Regions from separate parts of the Homo sapiens genome. Here region 1 is linked to region 2. The links are chromatin contacts, found by POLR2A ChIA-PET in ENCODE. All regions are on one chromosome and are shown on one strand. The core of a region is the stretch at or near the end of the contact, and the rest is flanking DNA. Distances in the headings are between cores, read along the strand shown. Region 1 overlaps LINC01975 (long intergenic non-protein coding RNA 1975). Region 2 overlaps ITGAE (integrin subunit alpha E).

Region 1 (3,406 bases), core at 725-3,224, 250 kb before region 2:
AAGTCACATCCGCTGTTTGGCCACAGGCGTGGGCTCTGCGGCACCTCCTTGGGGGGAAGCTGGCATTGTGTTCTCGATGGCCGGTTATGGAAAAATCACAGAGAGCTGAGTAAACAGAGAACCACGGGCCGCCGCCATGGGAACCGCGGGGTGGAGGTGGCAGTGGAGGCTGGGGTAGGGAGGCCGTGGCTTGACCCAGGCTCACCTGGGAGCCAAGAATTTGCCAACACAGAGCCAGGGGGCCCGAGGGGGCCCTGAGGGTGTCTGAAGCCCAGGGAGTTCCCCAAAGTCACCTAGCAAGTCAGGGCCAGGTCCAAGGGCTGCACCCACGCCCCCCAGCTAGAGACCCTCTGCTCCCTGCTCCCCCAGTCAGACAGGCTGTCAGAGAAATAGCAAGAATTTCTTTCTGAACTGTAATTTTGGGGAGGCTTTGGGGACAGTCCTCATCCCTCACCTTCCAGACTCTGACCTTGACAGAGGTGCAAAGCAAGGAGCCATCAATATCCAAGTGAAGGTAGAGGTAGTTCCAAATTTTGCTCTGTGCTATTTAGTGAAAGTCCTTCATAGTCCCCAGGAAGGTGTTTGCTCCTGGAAGATGTTGGCATGAGTGCATGGGAGGGATGAGCGCATGGGAGCGATGAGCGCAAGGGAGGGATGAGCGCATGGGAGGGATGCGCGCATGGGAGGGATGAGCGCAAGAGAGGGATGAGCGCAAGGGAGGGATGAGCGCTTGGGAGGGATGAGTGCATGGGAGGGATGAGCGCAAGAGAGGGATGAGCGCAAGGGAGGGATGAGCGCTTGGGAGGGATGAGCGCAAGAGAGGGATGAGCGCATGGGAGGGATGAGCGCTTGGGAGGGATGAGCGCATGGGAGGGATGAGCGCAAGGGAGGGATGAGCGCATGGGAGGGATGAGCGCATGGGAGGGATGAGCGCAAGGGAGGGATGAGCGCAAGAGAGGGATGAGCGCAAGAGAGGGATGAGCGCATGGGAGGGATGAGCGCATGGGAGGGATGAGCGCATGGGAGGGATGAGCGCAAGAGAGGGATGAGCACATGGGAGGGATGAGCACATGGGAGGGATGAGTGCATGGGAGGTGTTAGCACTTGGGAGGGATGAGTGCTTGGAAGGGATGAGCACATGGGAGGGATGAGCGCATGGGAGGTCTTAGCACTTGGGAGGGATGAGCACATAGAAAGGATGAGCGCATGAATGGGATGAGCACATGGGAGGTGTTAGCACATAGGAGGCATCAGAATCAGAGAAGATTCAGTAGATAAAGCTTATGACACACAGCCAGTACTCCCTTACCAAGGACCTGTGATGAAGGACACCTTTATTTAAATGGATGATGATTCACTTTGAGAATGGAAGTGTAAACAGAGAGGCCGGGTGCGGTGGCTCACGCCTGTAATCCCAGCACTTTGGGAAGCCAAGGCGGGTGGATCACCTGAGGTCAGGAGTTCGAGACCAGCCTGGCCAACATGGCGAAACCCCGTCTCTACTAAAAATACAAAAAATTAGCTGGGCATCATGGCACAAGACTGTAATCCCAGCTACTGGGGGGGCTGGGGCAGGAGAATTGCTTGAACCCAGGAGGCGGAGGTGGCAGTAAGCCGAGATCACACCACTCCACTCCAGCCTTGGCGACAGAGCGAGTCTCCATATCAAATAAATAAATAAATAAATAAATAAATAAATAAATAAATAAATAAGTGTGGATTGGCTCATGATGCTTCCCTGAGTGAGAGGTAGCCACATCCCTTTGGAAGTGGTTGGACCCAGGGGCCATCCCAGGGCTTGGGGATGAGGTCAGTTTGCTTACAGGAAGCTGCTACTTCCTGTTTCTAAGAATACAGATCAAATGGCATTTCCCTTAAGAATCTCCCAGCCACCCAGGAGGGACTTGTCTGCTGAGGCCACGGGCCCTTTCCCAGCCCCTTCGTCGTCCGAGAGGCTGAGTCTCTGGGTTGCTGTGCACTCAGCGCACACCCTGGGCCATAAGCCGCCTCCCACAGCCGCCACAGCTGTGGATGCTACTTGGCGCTTGGGGCTGGCCTGGGACCAGGCACTGGGTGGCTCATTTTGCTCCTCTCTGGAATTCACCGCAGCTCATACAGAGCTGGGCTCCACTTGGTACCCCCAGAAGGAGGTCCCTGACCCAGCATGCTCCCTGCCAGCAGCGGTGGCCGTCTGCGCTCCTGCCTGCCCAGCACCTCTTCTTCCAATGTCTGCATCTTGACTGTCTTTTGGGGAGCCCTCCTCCCCCGACCTCCTGCAGTGACTTCAGACCACATGACTCCATGTAACCAACTGGAGCATTGCAGGGATTGGTCCAGAAATGGGAACAGAACCCATATCCCGTGAGAGCCCATTAGGAGGCTCAAATCAAAGGATTTTTTTGTTTGTTTGTTTGTTTGTTTGTTTGTTTGTTTTTGAGATGGAGTTTCACTCTTCAGGCTGGAGTGCAATGGCGTGATCTCGGCTCACTGCAACCTGCACCTCCCCAGTTCAAGCAATTCTCCTGCCTCAGCCTCCCAAGTTGCTGGGATTACAGGCATGCACCACTACGCCTGGCTAATTTTGTATTTGTAGTAGAGACGGGGTTTCACCATGTTGGCCAGGCTGGTCTTGAACTTCTGACCTCAGGTGATCCGCCCACCTCAGCCTCCCAAAGTGTGGGGATTACAGGCATGAGCCACTGTGCCCGGCCTCAAATCAAATGCTTTTGATTAAACCATTGGCAAAGAGAATCTCCTGGTTGGGGGGCACTCAAGTGGGATGTTGGGTGTGGCTGCTGGCAGCCATGTTACCATCATGAGGCGAGAATGCCACCACAGAGGAAACAGATCTCAGCTCACTGCAGCCTCAACCTCCCAGGCTCAAGTGATCCTTCCACCCCAGCCTTCTGAGTAACTGGGACTACAGGCATGCGCCACCATGCCTGGCTAATTTTTTTCTTTTTTGTAGAGACGGGGGTCTTACTATGTTGCCCAAGCTGGTCTTGAACTCCTGGGCTCAAGCAATCCTCCTGCCTCAGACTCCCAAAGTGCTAGGATTACAGGCAGGAACCACTGCACCCAGCTGAGAGGTGAATTCTTAAAGATGTCACTTGTGAGCCCTTGATCCTGCCTTTCCTGAAGCCATCCATCCCCTGGACTTTTCAGTGAAATGAGCCGACGATTTTCCCCTTGTGCTTCAGCCCATTTGAATCAGGCTTCTGCCCCCTTGCAATGGAAAGAGACCCGACTCGTCCACCACGTCAAGCTCAGCCTCTGCTGGACCTGAAGGGGCTTCTTTTTCTCTGGCAGATCCCAGGAGTATGGTCAGCTTCCTGCTGGCCTCCCCAACTCACCCCTCACATAGGCCTTCAGTAAACACAAAGGGCCAAGGGTGAACCAGGAGAGC
Region 2 (3,208 bases), core at 659-3,158:
AATCGCTTGAATCCGGGAGGCAGAGATGGCAGTGAGCCGAGATCGCGCCATTGCACTCCAGCCTGGATGACAGAGCGAGACTCCATCTGAAAACAAACAAACAAACAACCGAAAAAACAGATGACTAGCCATGAGGAAGGAACCTCCAAGGCCTGGACCTTGACGATATTTGGCTAGGCATCCCCCACTCCTGCCCGGGCTGTTCTGCCTATATCCGAAAGGACTAAGGAAGCTTCTCTTCGCGTAGGTGTCTGCTCCCTGAATGCTCAAAGTCGTGAGCTGTGTGTTGCTGCTGAATTCGCATGATGTAAATGTCATGGGCACCCCTAACATTCCGTGAAGGTCACCCCAGTTTTTACCTTGGTCAAAGGACTGGGTCACAGTGTGCCCATGTTATAGGACAGATCCAGGAATGTCACCCAGGAATGTCACAGTCCCTGCTCTTCGGGGACAATCCCAGCCTGCACCCCTCACCTCCCTGTAACTGCACTTCTCAGGGTGAGCAGGAGGCACAGCCCAAAACTTCCTATAAGGAGAAGAGCCGGAGGCAGGGCTGCTGGGGAAGGCGGAGCCTGGGCTGATCGGGACTCTCTGTCTGGTTACAGCTGCCCTATGAGAAGGCCTGCAAGAATAAGCTGTTTTGTGTCGCAGAATTACAGTTGGCCACCACCGTCTCTCAGTGAGTTGGACATAGCCGTCAGTTTCCTCGATTAACCTTCTCCCGAACGCTTGCCTGGGCAATTCCTTCATTAGGACACCCTGCACATCCCCTTCCCCTCTCCCCGTGGCCCACAAATGGCTTCTGCACTTATTATCTCAATATGTCCTCAGCTACCCCAGAAGGGAGGCAAGACAGAGATCTGTCTTCCCACTTTCTAGATTAGGAAGCAGACTCAGTCGCCGAGGGCCCTGCATAGGCCATTTGGTGGACTTGAACCTGGGTCTCTTGACATCCCGGACAATGCTATATTCAGAACCCAGCGTTCTTCACAGCCAGGCTGACCTCTACCTCAGTTAGAGGTAACCTCTTTCCCGGCCCACCTCTTGGCCAAATTAACTAATCAATCAAATATTTCTGGACCATCTACTTTGTGCCAAGCACTCTAGGTGCTGGGGATACTTCTGTGAACAACACAGACAAAAATCCCTGCCCTCCTGGTGCTCTTAGGGGGAGAAGATGGTAAGTAGGTAAATTCCATGTTGATGAGATGAACGTTGAAGACACAGGGAAGGTGGGAAGGAGTGTTGGGTGGCAGCTGATGCTGAAGTTTTCAATGGGGTGGTCACGGAGGGTGACACTTTGGCACACACTGGAGGAGGTAGGGGAACGAGCTATGTGGTTGGGTGTCTAAGGGAAGAGCAGCTGCAGGTACCCTGGGTTGGAAGCCTGCCTGGTGGGTGGGGGGCAGGGTGAGGAGCTAGTGGCTGCAGTGGAGTGGGGCGGGGTGTAATGAGGGAAGGGGAGGAAGGGGGAAGAGGCCATGGGGCTTCTTAAGCCCTCAGAAGGGCTTTTGCTGTGAGCTGGGAAGTCAGAGGAGTGACACACTCATGCAGCTTAGCAGGATCCTTCTTGCTGCTTAGCTGAGAAGAGAAGCGGCACTTGCTCCCTTTGTAACCACTCAGGTGAGAGGCGGTGTGGGCTGGGCCATGACGGGAGTAACAGTTTAAAGTGACAGCTCATACGTAGCACGTGCTGACAGAATGGAGGCGGAGGGAGGAAAGAGGGCCACAGCCCCAGCATGCGGCACTGCACTGTCCAACACACCAGCCACGCTTAGCTGTTTACATGTACATGAGTTAAAATTAATCACAATGAAACATTTTGTTCCTCAGTCACATTAGCCACACTTCAAAGACTCAGTGGCCGCCTGTGGCTGGTGGTGTTGGGCAGCGCAGATACCGCCTGTCTCCATCGCTGCAGACGTTCTATTGGACCACACTGAATTCCAGAATGACAGTGTTGCCAAGCACATGAGTGTGGGTTTAGACATGTAGTGGTCTTAGAATGCCCCCCAGGCCGGGCGCGGTGGCTCATGCCTGTAATCCCAGCACTTTGGGAGGCAGAGGTAGGCGGATCATGAGGTCAGGAGTTTGAGACAAGCCTGGTCAACATGGTAAAACCCCGTCTCTACTAAAAATACAAAAATTAGCTGGGCATGGTGGTGGGCGCCTGTAATCACAGCTACTGGGCAGGCTGAGGCAGGAGAATCGCTCAAACTCGGGAGGCGGAGGGTGCAGTGAGCCGAGATCGCTCCACTGCACTCCAGCCTGGGTGACAGAGCAAGACTCCAAAAACGGGGAGGGGGGGAGGGTAACAAAACAAAACAAACAAGCGTCCTTGGCGACTAGTGTTGTGTATGTATTGTGATTCTGTTGGCCAGCTGGCTGGAGTTGCCGTATATGGGGAAGAACGCAGTTCCCCAAGTCCTGGTCAGCCCTTTCATAGACATTTGCAGGACCAATTGAAGACTTTCAAATGCTCTGGAATCCAGGCTAACAAGCAGGCACAGCTGTTTCCAGCAGGGAATTAATTACAGCCAAGAACCAACCTCCCAGCCAGCTACTGGGGGTAGTAGAGATACAGCACGCATGGCTTGCCCTACATCGCCCCCTAGTGTACATAGCAAGCAAACGCTTCTCTTTCAAAAACGCTAGTGAGCCTGGTCGTCGGTGTCCAGCTGTCTCAGTGGTTTTTGACCTGAGGACATAGATCCCCAAAAGAATCTAATGAAGACTACAGACCCCTCTCCTTAGAAGATCACATGTGCATACATAAATTTTGGCATTCCGGGCCCTCTGAGACGGTCCCTAGGCCTCAGATTAGGCAACGCTGTTAATATTCTGATGACACTGAGGTCTCACGCCTGAGCTCTAAGATGTGTGTCCAGCTGACATGTCAGCATCTCTGCTTTGTTATCCTATATGCACCTCTTGTCATGTCCCCGATTGAACGCATCTTCTTCCACCCTTGGGTCTTCCTCCCATGTTACCTCCCTCAGTCAATGGCACCACTCAGCCACCGGCACCACTCAGCCACCGGCACCACTCAGCCACCTGAGCTAGAAACTCAGAACTTGCCCTTAACTCCTCTGTCCCCCCTCCCCTGCCTCTTTTTCGTTTCATTTGCTTTACTGTCTCTGACTTCTTTCCTTCTCCACTACTGTTGTCTTTTTTCTTCTTCTTCTTCTTTTGAGACAGGGTCTCACTC

What was found. ChIA-PET counts read pairs that join two places held with the same protein, here RNA polymerase II (POLR2A).
Region 1: POLR2A ChIA-PET joins it to region 2 with 15 read pairs in IMR-90. The contact joins two enhancer-like sites. POLR2A ChIA-PET finds 5 or more read pairs at or near these places in 4 of 52 experiments (GM12878, IMR-90, OCI-LY7 and 1 more).

What each region holds. Positions count from the first base shown.
Region 1 is chr17:3,982,704-3,986,109 of GRCh38, reverse strand. LINC01975 (long intergenic non-protein coding RNA 1975) reads right to left here. Exons shown (of 2, transcript NR_146884.1): 2 at 2,965-3,406. Among named protein-coding and RNA genes, the nearest start is that of LINC01975, 7.3 kb to the right of the region's middle. RefSeq lists an enhancer at 3,173-3,406. Within about 2 kb of position 1,974, at least 4 of the 41 ENCODE cell types and tissues checked have a DNase peak (open chromatin) inside an H3K27ac peak, as active enhancers do.
Region 2 is chr17:3,737,276-3,740,483 of GRCh38, reverse strand. ITGAE (integrin subunit alpha E) reads left to right here. Exons shown (of 31, transcript NM_002208.5): 20 at 606-679. Among named protein-coding and RNA genes, the nearest start is that of HASPIN, 15 kb to the right of the region's middle. RefSeq lists an enhancer at 2,395-2,689. Within about 2 kb of position 1,908, at least 16 of the 41 ENCODE cell types and tissues checked have a DNase peak (open chromatin) inside an H3K27ac peak, as active enhancers do.